Linked DNA regions of Mus musculus: region 2 is linked to region 1. Evidence: chromatin contacts called from ENCODE Hi-C or POLR2A ChIA-PET data. All regions are on one chromosome and are shown on one strand. Each heading gives the region's core, a stretch centred on a gene start or an enhancer-like site at or near the end of the contact. The rest is flanking DNA. Distances are from core to core; before and after follow the strand shown.

Evidence for each region. Hi-C counts contacts between places; a loop is a spot of excess contacts on that map. ChIA-PET counts read pairs that join two places held with the same protein, here RNA polymerase II (POLR2A).
Region 2: POLR2A ChIA-PET joins it to region 1 with 10 read pairs in Patski. The contact joins the promoter of Angptl4 here to the promoter of Hnrnpm in region 1. A Hi-C loop is called at or near these places in 1 of 37 maps with a recorded cell type or tissue (left cerebral cortex). POLR2A ChIA-PET finds 5 or more read pairs at or near these places in 4 of 5 experiments (Patski and embryonic stem cell).

What each region holds. Positions count from the first base shown.
Region 1 is chr17:33,681,691-33,687,698 of GRCm38, forward strand. Hnrnpm (heterogeneous nuclear ribonucleoprotein M) reads right to left here and starts at 3,768. Exons shown (of 16, transcript NM_029804.3): 1 at 3,577-3,768. The coding sequence starts at 3,689. It also overlaps a transcript of Marchf2 not described here.
Region 2 is chr17:33,778,529-33,784,536 of GRCm38, forward strand. Angptl4 (angiopoietin-like 4) reads right to left here and starts at 3,047. Exons shown (of 7, transcript NM_020581.2): 1 at 2,535-3,047; 2 at 2,255-2,365; 3 at 2,002-2,119. The coding sequence starts at 2,864.

The sequences.
Region 1 (6,008 bases), core at 2,518-5,017:
CACAGCACACCAATAATAATTTTGAGGTGTAAAAAGGGAGACCTATTTGCTCCTAGCCTTTCTGTATTGTATTCACTTGGGAGGTTTTAAAACATTCCAACCATTGTCCATCACAGAAGAAACCTAAGCACTGAACTCACTACAAACTACCAAAGTGACAGTTCAGTTTTAACTAATACTGCAAAGCAGAGTAATATGAGAGTCCATTTGGGAAGCCCTTGAAGAGAGAAAAAAAAGTAAAAGCAAGCTTATCTTTGCAGGCTGGTATCTGTTTCTGTAGTCATTAAAAAAAAAAAAAAATCAAAGGACAAAGTAACAGCAAAGCTCTAACAGCACACACTCAAATAATACAGAGCTTCCATTTCTAATCTTGAGCTAACAATCTAATGTGCCTTAAAAGTACTCTTCACCAAGTACACAATCACTTTTAAAAAGTACAGGAAATAAGAGTAGAGCATGATGGTACACATATGTATTCATAGCACTCAGGAGACAGAGCAGCAGGATTCAAGGCCAGCCTGACCTACAGAGTGAAATGTTGTCTGAAAACCCCAAACAATGGGGCTGTAGAGATGGCTCAGTGGTTAAGAGCACCCATAGTTCCCAACTTCCTGTAACTCCAGCTCCAGGTGATTTGACACCCTTTTCCTGCCTCCAAGCACTGGCACTCACCTGTGTGCATACACAGAACACTTAAAAATAAAAAATAAAATTAGGTATGCAGCTCAGTGGTAGAGTTCTTGCCTAGCATGCAGGAGGTCATCAATTGATCTCTACTATCAAAAACTAAATAAATGGGCTAGAGAGATGGCTCAGTGGTTAAGAATATTGGCTGTTCTTCCAGAGGGCCTGGATTCAAGTAATAGTACCCACATGACAGCCAACAATTGTCTAAAATTCTAGTGCCAGGAGACCCAATGCCCTCTCTTGGCCTCCATGTACATGCATGTTGTGCATAGACACATACGCAGACAAAACATGCATTCTCATAATATTTTTAATAAAAAAAAAAGCAAGCTAGTGAGAAGGTTCACTAGGTAATATACATGCATACTTAACAAGCACGAAAACCTGGGTTCAAATCTTAGTCAAAAGGTGGGAAGAAAAAGACACTCTGTGCTTTTAAAAGAGTTTGTTTCAAGAACTTTGTGATGCAAAAATAACAATTATTTTTCACCCACACTACAAAACTAAGTGCTGCCACTTTCTCAGGTATCCTCCATTAAGCCAGTCTGAGACCACTCAGGTTCTTTCCCACAAGGGCTATTTCATCTGATACTTCCTATGCACATTCTGTCTGTCAAATGACTCAGCCACAAGTTATCTATCTGAATACAGACAGTGGAAATTTAAAACTGTACCATAGGACCGTGTTCTATTAAAAATGCAATCTTTCATATAGAAAGGCTCTAGCGGCATTGCATTCTATATATAGGAAATAATTTTTTGCCCCTGCAACAGGGTTTCTTTGTGTAGCCCTGGTTGTCCTGGGCTCTGTAGACCAAGCTGGCCTTGAACTCAGATAATCACCTGCCTCTGCCTCCCAAGTGCTGTGATTAAAGGCATGCATTACCACTCTGGACAGAAATTAACTTCCTTAAAGCTTTTTAAATAAGGCCCTCTGAAATCCTAGAAAGTGAACCAGACGTGGTAGTACACACCTGTAATTCCAGCAACTGGGTGGAGGTGACAGAAGCAGAGGCGTTGTTCTGAATTCAAAGCCATCACAGTCTACACTGTAGACTCTACAGTTTGCCCAGGCATCTAACTCAAAAACTGAAAACAACAAAGACTAGAAGAGGGAATCTGATCCTACAAGGCATCTCTATGACAAAAGCTGAAAAATCTGAACATGAGACTAACTAAAGGTGCTCAAGTGTAGCTCAGAGGTAAGAGTGCTTGTCTAGCATCCTCAAGACCCCGAGTTCCCAAGAGGATGGAAGGGAAAGTTAAAAATGAGCACACTCCTAAGCTGAGCCTTTCTGGTAGTAAAGAGAGGCCTCTTTATCCTTTTAGTACTATGGGGTGAACCCCAGGACCTTGTGCATCTTGAGTAACTACTCTATTAATGGGCTATAATCTACACACTCATACACGACAGGCAAGTACTTATGTAGCTTAGGCAAATCTTGAGCCGAATCAGCTCTGGAACTCACGCAGCCTCTCCAGTGCTGAATAACACACAAGAACCAGTTAACCAATGGTGTTTTACTTCTCCCTAACTAAGATAAAAGATATGAAATTTCCTCCAGTAACAAAATAGCCATTACTTGGTAAATGCTTCACTAACAAGTGTTTTAAGTACTCTCAACTCCCAGAGTCCTAAAACTTCCCACCTTATACATTTGATGGAAAACAAAAATTCAGAGACATGGGCTGCTGATTTTAGAACCAAAATGTTTCTCCAGACCTCCTCAAGCTGATATATTAGTATATCAGTATGAGGAGAGTTTCACAGGAGCAGAATCTTATGGTTTCCTCCTTGAAGAAAACTTTTTAGGGCTCAGAAAGACCACCCTGTGGTCTGATATTAGGAATCGAATCTAGGGACTTTGGAGTGCCAGGTTATTGCTATGTTTTCATCCCTCTTTTTGAGAGTTAGGGTCTAGCTCAATTTCCCAATGACTAAATGGCAACCTAGACTGAACTCACTCTATATAGTCTGGCCACACTTTGCACTCTGGATCCTGCAGCTTCCCACTCCTCCCAAAAGGCTGGGACTCCTCAGGCCATGCTAGGACACTTATAATAACGAATCAAGGTCCCTAGACAGATCTCCAAGCAGGATTCCAAAAAAGGGATGATGACGTCTGTCTATTTTAATTTCTGAAACCCCGAAGTGGTGCCTCTACCCGAACACTTTAGGTCTGTTGCTAAGGATGAACACTGAGCAAGCAAAGACCATTTCTCCCATTGGTACCAACTGCACTTTAGGAAGTAGGACTATAAAGAGGGGAAAGAACTCCAGCCCAGGAGCCCGGGTCCGGGGCCATTCTAATGGAAGAAGCACTTCTTGCAGAATGAGGGTAACACCGGTGTCTCGGAACCCCGCAACAAGAGTCATGTCGACACCTTCCGGGTCGCGCCGCCGACCGTACACGTGACACCTCGCACGCGCAAGCCTCCCGCCCCTAACTTCTCAGATCTGAGAAACTGAGACAGAATACTTCCACTACTATGGATTGTATGCTGAAGGGTTGAAACTACACAGTCTTAATGGTTCAACCCTCGAGACCCCAGTGAGAGGTGCTGCGGGCCCTGATCTCCCGCAGCCCGCGCGCCATCACTGCTCTGAGAATAAAATACCAGGCCACAGGCCTGAGGCCTCGACGACGCGCTCAGACAGCCAGGAGGCTGAGGCAGCGGAGGCAAGCGCTGTCGGCAGGGGGCGATCCATTAGGCTCTCCTGGCTTCGTCGTCGTCACAGCCTTGGCCGCCCCCAACTCTCGGCAGGGAAAAGGCCTGCGCAGACGCCGCGCCGCCGTGGGAGAAGAGAAAGCGGCCCACAGACCTAACGGAGCTGCGAAGTAACCTGGCTGGAGTTAGAGAAGGATCAATTGCTGTTAGACTACTCACCCCTTCGGGCCCGGAGCTCCGTTGCCGCTCGGCACGCAGGGCGCGCCGCTCTCTTCCTCCATTTTGGGTTCTGTCGCCGCCACTTCGGCTGCCGCTTCGACCCCTGCCGCCATTTTCTCCGCGTCTGGGCTTTGTGTGAGGGAGCGGGCTCTGTCGAGCTGCGCCTGCGCGCTCACGTGACCCCGAACGACCAGTAACGCCTCCTTGTGCGGCGACCGGCTCCCGCTTCCTGCTCGCCTCGGGTCACGCCCCCTGGACGTCAGGCCACGCCTCCTCCAGTGGCAGGCCTCACTTCCCGATGTCCGCAGATACAGTTGGGTTGTGGGACAGGGGGAGAGATATGTGTCGCTCATTCGAACTTACAATACGAGCGCACATACGGACCTAGTCGGTCCAGCTTACTTTATATTTTTCCGTTTTGTTTTACTCATTAGCTTTCTTTTTTGAGGCAGGGTCTCACTATGTAGCCCTCCAGCCTCTCCCTACCTACCAAGTGCAGGAAATAAAGGCAAGCACCACCACGCCTGGCCTTTTCTTTCTTTTTCTTTTTTCAGCAACTTCATATATGTATATCATGTATTTTGCGCTTGCTTGGGGTTTTGCTGTTGTTGTTGAGACAGTTTCTAGCCAATACTGGCCTTGAATGTCTGAGCTGCCGCCTACACCTCTTGAGTGCTAGAATGATAGGCCAGAGGAACCAGGCTAATCAGTGCTAGGAATTGAACCCAGTGATTTGAACATGCTAGCAGTCTATCAACTTCAATCCCTGACCCTATACTGTTCTTTTATCATATTCACCTACCATTGCCCTTTTATTTCCCGCATTTCCACTGTACCTTCTTTCCAACAAGTTCCTCCATGTACCTCCTTGTCTTTGTTTTATGACCTACTGAGTTGGGTTTGCTTGCAAGAGCATAGATTAGGGGTTGATTTATTGGGGCAACTAAATAGGTGGCTACAACACTGAGGAAAATGACACCTCTTTCCTCCAGCATCTACTACCAATAGATCTTCAGGGAAGGGTGAAGCCTCCCAAGGCTCCCCCACCCCAACATGATGAGGTTCTATCTTGTGCAAGTAACCACAACTGCTTTGACAATGTCCGTGGCATGTCAAGGAGAGATCAGCTTTCCTTAAATGGAGAAAAAATATAAAAATTATGTTGGCAGGAATTATTTTTATTGGGGGGGGGATGGAGGGGGAATGATTGAATACAGGCTTTGAGCATGCCATGGCTGGCATGTGGGAATTGATTTTCTCTTTCCAGTAATCAAATTTAGGTTGTCAAACTTGGCAGCAAACATCTTTACCCACTAAGACAGAGCCAACCCTGCATGCAGAATTCTTGACAGGTTAATATCAAACTAAAACTCTCCATGTAATTCAAAGCATTAGAAGAGATGTATAACAGAAACCTCCCTCCCACCCTTTTCCGACTCCTCTTTTCCCCTTCTTTCCCCTCCCTCCCTCCTATTCTATCTCTCCTTACGGCACCACCCTGACACCATTTCCTGGGACCCTACATTCCAAAGTTATGATGAGAAATAGGTACCAAGCTTGGTAGGCCAGAAGAGTGAAGATGCTTGTGTGTTTTTACATAAATTTTTTTTTTATGGATATCAGTTCACCAGTCACCCAAGGCCTGATCACATCAGCTCTGTTCCTCAATCATATTGTTCCAGTCACGAAGTCTCCCAACCTGCTCTTCCTATGGGCCAGATTCCAGCCTCTGAGTCTTTACTTTCTGAAAAATTGACTTCCCCTTGAGTTTCCAGTCAGGGCAGCAAGATACTACCATGCATGAGCCTGTGTACTAGGCAAGAGATGGGTGCAGAAAACAACAGGGAAGACCAGACTGTACTGGACCCACTGGGATGATGAGACTGCTTTTCTGAGGCTCAATTTGCTCATCTGGAAGTAGGGTTAATGAAAGACTCCTGCCAGACAGTAGTAGTACACACCTTTAATTCCAGCACTTGGGGGTCAGAGTAGGTGGATCTCTGTGACTTTGAGGCCAGCCTAATTTACAGAGTAAGTTCCAGGACAGCCAGGGCTACACAGAGAAACCCTGTCTCAAAAACAAAAACAAAAAAAAACCCAGTAAGTAAGCAAAATGCTCTCCAGAAACCACCTTTTAGGGCTGTCCTGCGCATACAATGCAGGAAAATGCCAAGAGCCCTGGGCTGTTACATAATTCAGCATGCAACAAGAACTCAAAAGTGAGCTGGCCCGGCATGGTGGCACATACCTGTAATCTCAGTGCTCCAGAGGCAGGCACTAGAGGAGTACCACAAATTTGAGAATAGTCTATTTATATTATTCCAGGGCCAACTAAACAAAAGAGAATGAGGAGCAACTGAAGCTGTTATTACCACAGCCATATTCTACATCTCTCCTGAGTCTGCCAGAGGGTAGGGCACAAAGCTTAACAC
Region 2 (6,008 bases), core at 1,797-4,296, 96 kb after region 1:
CCAGTGATTTCAGGAGACTGGTGAGTGTGAAGGCTGGGTGGTAGAGGATGAGCCCCAGGGTGATTTGCCTAAACTCGTTCCTGCCTCATTATAGCATTCTCCAGTAGGGTCCTCAAGGCACACTAAGGAACGGTCAGTCCCTTGACCAATCTTCACTCTTCCCACTCTGCTTGTCTACCCTCTCAGGTCACAAAGGCTTCTCTCCCTGAGCCTTTTTCCCATGTATCACACCTTCCTGTTATTGACAATCAGCACATGGTCCTGATGCCAGGGATTCCATTTTCCCATTCCTTTCTCTGGGTCTCAGCTTCTAAAAGGATGCTATTCCACTCTCTCAAGCCCTGTTAGACTCCCAAAAGTGAACAGAGGTATTGTCGCTGATGAAGAGTCATCTGGAGGCATGTCCCCACTCCTCCCACTGAGGCCAGAGACGAGGAGGAAGTTTGTCCACAGTAGGGACCTGTAACCACCTAAAGCCTACCCCACAGTCAGTGTTTCAGTGAAGACTTCAAACAATGGACGGGGTGGATCTGGGGTAAGGCAAGAGCTGAGCTGACTGAGCAAAGGGGTACTCTGAATTAGTAGAAGATGCTGACAGTGGGACTGGGAGACTGAGGCTGGGTGTGTGTGTGGGATACGGCTATGTCTGTTACCAGAAGAAGGGGGAAGAGGAAGAAAAGAAAAAGAGGAGAGGAGGAGAGAAAGAACTTGGCCTTGACAAGTCCTCTAAATTCAGGAAGAACCACCCCCAGCCCAGCCAGGGAAAGTAGGAGAAAGGTCACTGGGGGAGGGGCATGCAGGCACTTTCTGCCAGCCAGCTCCGTCTGCACTGCCAGGAGTGGGGGCAGACCCAGAAAGATGGGAAGTATACTTTCCAATCCCTCGGGCAGCTAGCTCCCTTTCCCCTACTTTCCTCTCATCCAATCGGGACAGGCACACTGCCAAACCACCCATGTGGTTCCCATTAGGGCCAGCTGTTTGTCTCTCCAGCTCTGAACTTTCCTCTACTTGGCTAGGCTGAGTCTGGGAGTTCCAAAGCCACAAAACCACCCCCTCAGCTCTTCTCTTCCACCACATCACCCATCCAGAACCTATGCCTGCCGACCCTGGAAAAGCTCATCCATGACCCTCGCCATGCCTAGGTACTTGCCTAAGTAAAAGCCAGGGGAGGAATTAAGTCTAAGGAGGATTGGGCTGAAAGCCAGCAAGCAGCCTTAGGGTGTGAAGGGGATATCCAAACTTTCACCTAGTTGGCTGTGGAGAGCCACAGATGTCAAGAAGGGTGAACGAATAGGCATGAACTCAGGGTTGGAACTGGGAGCCTCTGACTCTGTGCCCCCCATCCCCCACCCGCCCATCCCGCACTGCGTAGCTCCACACACACTTCAATTTGAAACAAAGTATTGGGCATGGACATCCACAATCTAAGACCTAGAAATTGTGATCGAAACTGTTATGTATATATGTGTATGTGACTGGATGGAAGCATACAGGACAAAGGATCTGTATCTGTAAGATGTAAGAGGATGTGTCTAGTCTAGGAGCCGGGGTGGGGGTGTGCTTACTCTGGTTTTCCCTTTTATAGTTACATCAAGAGATGTTGGAGGGTTCCAAACCTCGGGAACGCACACACATCCACACACAGCCCTGGATTCCTTTGCATGATGTCCCTGAGCTACACCACCATCTCCCAGAACCCCTGAAACTTTAGCTCCTTATGATCTGCCTTCCTCTACTTGTTCTGGTTAACGGCTAATAAGATTTTGGGAAGATTCTTGCTGGGAAAGAATGGTGGGGTGGTCTGGCCAAGCAGGATCATAAGTGAAGAGGGTGCAATATATAAAAATACCCTTGATGAGAGCCTAGTGAGCCCACAGGAACCCAAGGCCAGAATCTCTTTCTTTCCTATTAAGGTGGACCTGACAAGAAGGCTAAGGATTGGAATGGCAAGTGGGGTGGTTGGGGAGTTGCCAGATGACAGCAAAGACCAGAGATACTCACTGTGTAAGTGGGTGGCGTTGGGAGTCAAGCCAATGAGCTGGGTCATCTTGGGAAGCCTCTTTCCCCTCGAAGTCTTGTCTACTCCATTGTCTAGGTGCGTGGGGGCCAAGAGGTCTATCTAAGACCGGGCAGGAAACGGGTGGTTAGATCTTTTGACTCATGCCATAACAACTGCTTAGCCACATTTCATCACTACATTTCACCCCCACTTTGTTTCCTCTTTCCCATTTGGGCCAATTGCTGGGGTAATTACCTGGCTCTGAAGATTCTGTATTCTCAGATTCTGCTTTGATAGGTATCTCTGCTGCTGGGCCACCTTCTGGAACAATTGCTGGATCTTGCTGTTTTGAGCCTTGAGCTGAGTCTGAAGATATGCAAGGCTAGTGAAGACCTGGCTTTATGTCGGCAACCTCCTCTTATTCACCCTCCCTTCTACCCTTTCACAGTCTGCTCTGAGGCCCTTCTCCACCCAGGTCCTGGAGTACTAGACTCGTTAGTCTAAGTAGAGTCAGAGTCCTAGTAGATGCGCCTACCTGCAAACTCTGCAGAGTCTCAGGAGTCTGGCCTTCAGGGACTCTATCCTCGGAGTCTTTGAAGGGTGCATCTTTTCCCTTGGGCCCCTGACAAGCGTTACCACAGGCAGCCATGCGGCGCTCCAGCGCGCCCAGCTGCCCACGGGTGCGCTCCACGTGTTCGCGCAGCCCATGGCCGAGCTGTAGCAGCCCGTGAGCCAGCAAGTTCATCTCGTCCCAGGATGCAAAGCGCGGTGGCTCTGGCTGTGCAGGGCGCCCTTGCGCGCTCAAAAGCCCCGCAGTAGCCGCGCATAGCACCAGGGCAGCGCCTGCTGTCGGAGCGCAGCGCATGATTCTGGGGGTGGCCTTGGGTGCAGCAACGCTAGGACTCCGGAACGCAGGAGTTCAAGACCCAGCAGCTGGAGTTCTGGGGGAGCCGGCTCAGACTTAGACTTGCTCTGGTGCAGAAGAAGATCTGGAGCCCGTAGCTCATAAGCGTTTCACGGTTGCACCTAAAGCCCCACTTTATAAAGCGGGTGTGGGAGTGGGAGGGAGAGCATTGGAGGCGGGGCCCGGGGGCGGAGCGAGTGGCCAAGTTTTAGGGTGCAATGCCACAGGCTTTGTAGTTACGAGTGTGTGTGTGTGGCGTGTGTGTGTGTGTGTGTGTGTGTGTGTGTGTGTGTGTGTATGAAGAGTTCTTGGGGATGGCTGCTTCGCCTTCCTTGCGACCTAATAAGCGACGTGACTGTCTGTGCACTGCATGGTTCATCCTAAGGCCGGAAATTCCCAGCCCTAGCCCGCATCCCAGCCCGGTTCAATGGAGGAAAGGGCGTACAAATCAGGACGTAGATGCCTTCTTTTTTTTTTTTCCCCTTCCCGCTACGTGGATGCCTTCTTGACTGACCCCTTCTCAAGTCAAAAGCAAAGTAGGGCAGAGTTACGTGGCAGAAAGTTCTCTCCCTGGTAGGCTGAGTTCAGATGGCAAGTGGGGGATTACAGAACCTTGCTCTCTGCCTCTTAGAGGCTTCCTGAGATCTTTAATCCACAGACCAGGCGGAACCCCTGCCCCCACTCTCACTTCCACCACCTTTCTGGCTCCCACGCTCTTTCCAGCTCAAGCATTCGTCATTGCAGATGTGTTTGTGAGGATCACTAACACCCTTGTTCAATTAGTCACCTCTTCCTGGCCAAATAGTCAATAGCTGGGATTTCTGTCTACATTGTAGAGATTGCAACCCTAGGCTTCCTCCTGTTGCCTGTCCTCCACCACCAGGGGTCTTGGTGTCCAGGAATTTACCTGCGTTAAAGGAGGATCAGTGTCTGAGGACAGACCTGTCATCCCAGCTCTTGGGGCATGGAGCAGAAGAGTGTGGAATTCATCTTGAGCTACACAAGTGAGTTTAAGAGAGCCTGGGCTACTCTGAGCCAGGTCTCCAAACAACAACAGCAACAACAAAACTGGTGGCACGCACCTGTAAACCCATCACGCAGGACACAGGGGAATAGTACAAGCTACAAGCTAGCCTGCTCTACATAGTAAGTTACAGACCAGTCAACGCTGAAACAGCAAGACCTTGTTTCAAAACAAAACAAAAACAATTCATAGTTATGCATACTTTAACTCCCAGCACTGCAGAGCAAGAAGCAATTGGAGGAAGCTCTGTGAGTTTGAGGTCAGCCTGGTCTACATAGTGAAGTTCCAGGCCATCCAGGAAGAAGACCTTGTCACAAAACAACAACAACAACAACTAAAAAAGCCAGGAGGAACTGGAAATCTATCTTACCAGTTAAGAGCATTTACATCTTTTGCAGGGGATCTAAGTCCAACAGCTCACAGTCACCTATAATTCCAGCTCCAGGAGCTATGGTGACTTTGACCTCCTCAGGCACTCACACACATGCACACAATTTAAAACAGTCATTTAAACATTTAAAAAGCAGGCTGGAGAGATGGTTCAGCAGTTAAGAGTACTGACTGCTCTTCCAAAGGTCCTGAGTTAATTCCCAGCAACCACATGGTGGCTTACAACCATCTGTAATAGGATCTGATACCCTCTTCCGGTGTGTCTGAAGACAGCTACAATGTACTCATATAAATAAAATAAATACATCTTTTTTAAAAAAAATTTAAAAAGCAAACAATCTAGAGAACATCAGCAAAGATTTCCCTTCCACACCCATCCATTCATTCACTCATTCCATACAGCCTAGATCCTGTACTGAGTTTTTTAGTTTGTGTATAAATCCTACCTTTGAGCAGGGGAGAGGGACAAGGCAGAGACAAAAGAGGACTGGGGTGGGGCAGACAGCTTTCCTTGTTTATGCTGCCTGGTTAAGTTTTTATTCAACAAGTTTGCATTGGTGTTCCTTTTTCTGACAGTTCCCCTGAAGCCTGGCACAGAAAACCTGTCTGACAAGAAGACCCTTAGGGCAAATTGACTGAAAAACCCCCAAGTTGAGTCAGCAGGGCTGGGAGCCAGCAGCAAACCTCTGGAATCTGAAACTGCATGCCTCAAGGCTGACATGCAGGCCACTGCTTGTACACTTGACCAGCTGGGCCTTTTGCCAGGCTGATCCCAGCAGCAGTGACAGGCAGACAGGAAGAGTAGGCAGAAAACCCTCAACAAGGGATGAATTCATACATCCACCATCTGTTCTCTCCAAACATCAGCCTTTGGGCACAGCTCATAGCCATTCCATGCTAGTCCATGTGCCATCTCCTTGTCCAAGTCTTCTTGCCTCCAGAGAAAAACCACCAAGATGGGTGTGGTGGTGCATGCCTGTCATCTTAGCACTTAGAGGATAGTAGCAAGAAGGTCCACCTGTAAGAGAAACAAAATAGGGCTGGTGAGATGGCTCAGCAGGCAAGAGCACTGACTGCTCTTCCAAAGGTCCTGAGTTCAAATCCCAGTAACTACATGGTGGCTCACAACCACCCGTAACAAAATCTGATGCCCTCTTCTGGTGCGTCTAAAGACAGCTACACAATGTACTTATGTATAATAATAAATAAATTAAAACAAAACAAAATTAGGGCTGGTCATATGACTCAGTGGGTAAAGATGCTTGCTTCCAAGTCTGATGATCTGACTACAGTTCATGAACCCATATGTTGGAAGGAGAGAAAGGACTCCCCAAAATTATCCTCTGACCTCAACAGTTTTCTGTGGCATGCACATAAGCAATATAAATGAATAGATGGAGGAGGGAGAGAGAAACAGGGACTAGAAAGATGGCTTAGTGATTAAGAGCATGCATACCCTAGCAAATGAATTTGCTTCCCAGCACCCACTCTGGGCTCACAACTGTCTGAGTCTTCAGCTTTGGAAGACCCAGTGCCCTCTTGGCCTTCTCAGGCACCTGCACACGTGTGCACACAGCTACACACAGACACATGCACACATTTGCTGTTCTTGTACAAGACCTGTGTTTGGATCTGAGAACCCATGTGGTGATTCACATCCATCTACAACTCCAGTTCCAGGGGATCAGTTC